Linked DNA regions of Mus musculus: region 1 is linked to region 2. Evidence: chromatin loops called from intact Hi-C (ENCODE). Cell type or tissue: heart. All regions are shown on one strand.

Region 1 (2,500 bases), 700 kb after region 2:
ATGGGTTCCCTAAGGCCTTCTGTGATGTGTGGTAACCCTCCTCACACACATTCCTCTGTCACCCACAGCCCACAAGCACAAGAAGCAGGACCTGCTGCACCCCTGTGACACAGAGTACCCAGTGTTCGTGCATCAGACGGCCATCCAGGAAGCCAATGGCATCATCGAGTGTGGGGGCTGCCAGAAGTAAGTCTCCAGGCAGCCACGGAATCCGGCCAACGGCGTCTTGCCCTTGGCACCCATAGGAAAGTCTCCACAGGAGGAAAGGAGTCCCTTTCATCTCAGAGAGGAGTTGCCCTTCTCGGTATCCTGATCTTCAGTGCAGCAAAAACCCAGACTGGAGCAGAGGGGAGGGGAGTGGGTGTGGACAGTTTGGTTGTCTGCTTTAGGAGACACAGGGCCAAGGATCCAGAGACCAATTCCCAAGTCAGTGAGTCGAAGTCCAAGGCCACGGGGTCTCTCTTGGAAACCCCTGCAGGCTTGCTTCCCCTCCGCTCAGAGCAAGGTAGCGTCAGGGCCTTGAACACTTATGTGACAGGCTGGGAAAGAGGCAGGACGTTCTGCCCCGTACAGAGCAGGAACTATGTGCAGGACTGGGGTGTTCTCAGCAAAGGCACAGGGTAGGAGTAGGAGCCTTGGTTGGAGCTGTCAGAGCCTGGGGCATCGCCAGGCCAAGTCTTGAATTTCTAAGCAGAATCCAGTCAGGCTAGCTCCTGGGTAAAAGTCCCTAGCTTCATCCAGACCAGCTTGGAAGGCCACACCTACTGACTTCCCACGCTAAACTTTGAAGAAACCAACCTAGAGGCATCTGTCCCAACCCAGGAGGACAGTACCTCCAGGGACCTCCCTTGGCCAGTCTTGCAGCTTACTGGGGCCACCAGGATGTCTGGGGAACCAAAGAGCTAGGCCAACTATTGTGTAAGCTCAGATTGTGGCGCTAGACAGATCTAGGTTGCCGCCTCTTCATCATGTGTAACATCTTAAGTACACATACAGCAGCCTTCCTGGGGCTAACACTATTGGCGTGCTTATGTCGGGCTTTAAGGAACCATTGAGGGGATAGTAGAGAAGAAGGGCTTCCCAGCAGACAGACTTGACTCTGCCTTTGATCCTTTCCATCTCTAGTCTTAACTGCAGACAAGCTTCTAGCCTGTTTTGTCCTGTGCACAATGGGAACTATACCAAGTTCACATAATGGTGTAATGGCCACATGTGAGTTTATATGTGTGCTATATACTTACTTGTGTGTGTCTAACATCACCCACCCCATACAAAATGCTTGGTGATAACCTTCCTAGCTGTGTATGTAACACATAAAGACCTTTTCCTACCCCCCAACCCAAGCTATATATAGGAGCATTGGTGCCATCTTGTGGCCAAGCCCAGAACTGCAAATTCTCTGGCTCTAACAGAGGTAATATGCCTGTTTGCTGGAAATGATCCCTGTGGGTGTTAATGACAGCTCCTTCTTCACCCTCTCCAGGCTACTGGGAATGGAGGGGTGGCATTGTGACGGTTCATGTAAAAGTACTGAGCTATTGGTCTCAATATTCCTGGGACTGCCTGTCCTTCCCAGGGCTCCAGAAGGTCTCTCCCCAGAGAACTTCTCCTGGAGGCTGCACTTCCTGCGACTCAGAGCCCATTGCCCTCTCTGCTGCAGGACATTCGTGATGCAACAGATTCCCCGAAGCAACCTGCTCCTGCTCGTGACAGACCGCACCTGTGACTGCAGCGCCCACTCTCCCATCCTCCAGGAGGCCACAGAAGTCAAATATATCCTTCCCACCCTCCAAGGGGAAGGGGGTGGCTGAGAGATCATAGAGCAGCTCAGATTTGGGTTGCAGAGTCCAGCTTCTCACTGTCCTCCCTTGCATCCAGCACCATGATGGGGGAGGGGGAGGAGGGAGGAGGGGGAGGGGGAGGGAGCGGCCCAGCCTGTACCTGCTTGCTGGGCCACTGACCTCACAGATCTTGACCTTCAGGATCTCTGGAACTGTGGAGAGTTGTACCTTGACAGTGAGCTCCGCACATAATGCCTCTGTCAAGTGTGACAGGATGCGCTCCCAGAAGCCCCGGAGACGACCAGGCTCCTGCCATGCCTTCCATCCAGAGGTGCGGGCTATGAACTAAGAGGCTTGGCCTTTGACCCCTAGTTTTGTCCTGTGTGTGGCTTCTTGGGACATGAGTATTTCTGGACTATGTGTCTATCATGCTGGGGGAGCCCTGCATCCACAATGATGTTGTGTGATACACAGAATAAGGAGCAGTGGCAAGCAAGGATGTTCCAGGTCAGTTGGGGGAGGGGGAGGGGCAAAGGAAAGCAGACAGAGAGAAAGGGAAAAGGACCCAAGGGCATCTGTACTTCTAGGGCCTGGAGCCCAGTAAGCTTCCCCTCACATCCTTCCTGACTTCTGAGACACCTCAGCGCTACTTACCATGACTTAGCTAATGACAATAGCGACTGGTATCTATTAACCCCTAAGCCAGGGACCTTACTACC
Region 2 (2,500 bases):
ATGCCAGTGGGTACTGGAAGAGCAGGCTGCCCTTTTTGAGTGGGAAAGAGCTTAGTCTTGCTGCAGATCTCTAAACAGTGTGATAGCCCAGGCTCTAGGGAAGCCTTCACAACCCAGGCAAGACATGCTCCTTCCGGCTTAGCATCTTTCTTTCATCAGCTCGCCCCATGTGTGCCTGACTGCAAAGCCATGATGCTATGAAGACCATTAGATCCAGCCACCAGCACCGCCTTTGTAATAAGACACAAACATAATGGTGGGCTGCTTTCGCTTTCAGAGATGAGGCTTGAGAGCCGAGAGCAAGCGTTTTAACCTCTCAGTGCCTCAGCTCACTCACATAGGACACGGCAATAGCAACTGCGTGTGCCTCTGTGGGAATATGAAGTCTGTGCAGTGTCAGGTACTGCAAGGTCTGCATCTGAGGGAGTGCTTGATGCCCACTGTGGCTGCCATGACTGCCTCCTCTCATGATGGCTCCTGCTTCACGGAAGGCCCCTCCTGCGGAGGAGGGCCACTGCTTTGCCTGGGTTGAGTTCCTGCCTCAACACCCTCTGGGTTTGGGAATCCCTCTTCTCATGCCTTCAGTTTCTTTTCCAGTGGCAGGATCAGAGACAGGGAACCACAGTGTACCTTCCCACTGGGCTTTTACACAGTGTGAATACGTTTCCACATTAAATAATTAAGTGTAATAGCTAATACTTCCCTTCCCACACTAAGGCTTTATGTAAGTCATATAATTATTTTTTTATCATTCACGGTAAAAGCACCATGCAGGAAAGAAACCTGTCACAACGTTGCAACAATATGCAAATCTCTGGGTACAAGCGCTGTGGCGAGGAGGCCCCTCCTGAGGAGCTCGTTTGTGCCTGTCTGCTGGGCACTGTGCACGTCAGGTGTCCGTGGGCACACCACAAATAAACAATAATCAGGGGAATGCCTTCTTACCAATCAGCTGCTAAAAAGCAAGCCGGGGCTGGCTGCACACCCACAGGCCACTGGGCTCTCCTAATGAGGCCAGAGGAGCAGAAGGGGCTGTGGCATGTCCTAGTCTCTCTCCCTCCTCTTTTCCGTTTCTATTTCTTTAAGTGACATGTGTGGTGAGTCTGTGGTCCCATGGGTTTCACTGACAGTGAAAGACACTGATTCTTAGTAGCTAAGGTAAACAGATTTCAACTAAATCCAGTTAAGAGGCTCTATGAAGTTCCACCCTGCTCTTTATTCCACTGGTCGGCCTCCAGGGGGCACTGCGGAACTGGGTAGAGCTACAGAGTGGGTCCTGGTGACCAAGCCAGCTTTGCAGATTTAGGGATACCACATATCCTGCTGTGTGGGGCAGCTGTGTCTTAAGTGTGATGTAACCACATGTCTTCTGAGAAACACGTATGTAGGTACCGTGTACAAATAAAACTGGCCTGCTGTAACTTTGGCTTTTAGTCCAAGGTCCTGTACCTTTGCTCTTCTGTTGTCTTCAACTTCTGTGGGTCTTTTACTATACACACCCTTTACATTATGGCTAAGAAATCCTCATTTTCAACATTTTATGCTGAATGTCTTGGAATTAAAATAATAGAATATGAATTACAGAATATTTATCATGACATATAAACTGTAAGTCTAGAAAGGGTTTAAGACCACTCATCTAAAAAAGAGGCTAATTCAAGTTTTAAAAGAAAACGTTTTACTTACTCCTGAAGTCGTTTAGACTAAATTGTCTGGGTCGAGATGACTATGAGGAAATATAGTCCTCTGAACCACTCACTACTCACAGAGGGGACTAATAAGGGGACTTGAACATCTAGCGTCCCCTCCTGTTTCTCAGGACAAGCAGTGCATGCTCCGGGTCTCTGTTCCCTCTCCCTTACTTCTCTGTAGCTGCATCCCTCACACAGCCCTTTAGCCTGAGACATCGTGCTCTGTCTTGGTCTCTTGTTTTGGCCATGCCAGCTGTTAGCCTCCAGATGTCCTCCCCCCAGTTCCTTCTCCCCAGTGCCCCACCTGTTAGCTTACCATGCACATCCTCTCTGGGAAGACGAGAGTCCAGAGCAGCTCTCCTGGAGCATCTACTTAGGAAGGCCACATGTAGTGCAGACTACGAAAACAGAGCTCCTGTCCACACTGCCTGTTCAAGACTTTAATAGCTTTTAAAACCCAATCCATCTCTGCAGCCCCTTCAGGCTGGCCTCTCCCCACTCTCCTCAAAGTCAATGAACTGTTGTACTGGCTCAGTCCCTGAGGGGCAAGTCAGGGAGCTTGGAGCCACCTTTCATTCCTTCTCTTTGTCCTTTTGACTGATTCATCATCGAATATGTCCGCACGATGCTGACGTTACTCTAGACTGCTGAGTTCCCAGGAGGCTCTGGTAGACAACGTTTTCTCTCCTACACTAGGCTACTCCTTACTAAGCAACCAATACTCGGATCCCTAAGTCCCCTACTCGGTGCCCCAGGGACTTTCTAGAAGACAATGACTCTAGCCATGGAGGGTAGAGTGAGTTTCAGGA

What was found. Peaks named below come from ENCODE experiments on the same cell type or tissue, not always from the same donor. Only the 100,000 strongest peaks of a DNase experiment are listed, where the experiment ranks them.
Region 1: it touches region 2 in a loop (2.9-fold over the local background); 5 of 42 quality-filtered maps call a loop at or near these places.

What each region holds. Positions count from the first base shown.
Region 1 is chr6:119,347,066-119,349,565 of GRCm38, forward strand. It overlaps Cacna2d4 (calcium channel, voltage-dependent, alpha 2/delta subunit 4), which reads left to right. Exons shown (of 38, transcript NM_001033382.3): 35 at 69-186; 36 at 1,661-1,773; 37 at 2,030-2,112. Among named protein-coding and RNA genes, the nearest start is that of Lrtm2, 18 kb to the left of the region's middle. In heart, a CTCF peak has its summit at 1,388 (motif pointing left); a DNase peak (open chromatin) is centred at 1,396; H3K27ac peaks cover 349 bases.
Region 2 is chr6:118,645,610-118,648,109 of GRCm38, forward strand. All of the region lies in intron 29 of Cacna1c (calcium channel, voltage-dependent, L type, alpha 1C subunit), which reads right to left. Among named protein-coding and RNA genes, the nearest start is that of Gm38887, 51 kb to the left of the region's middle. In heart, a CTCF peak has its summit at 1,231 (motif pointing right); a DNase peak (open chromatin) is centred at 1,262.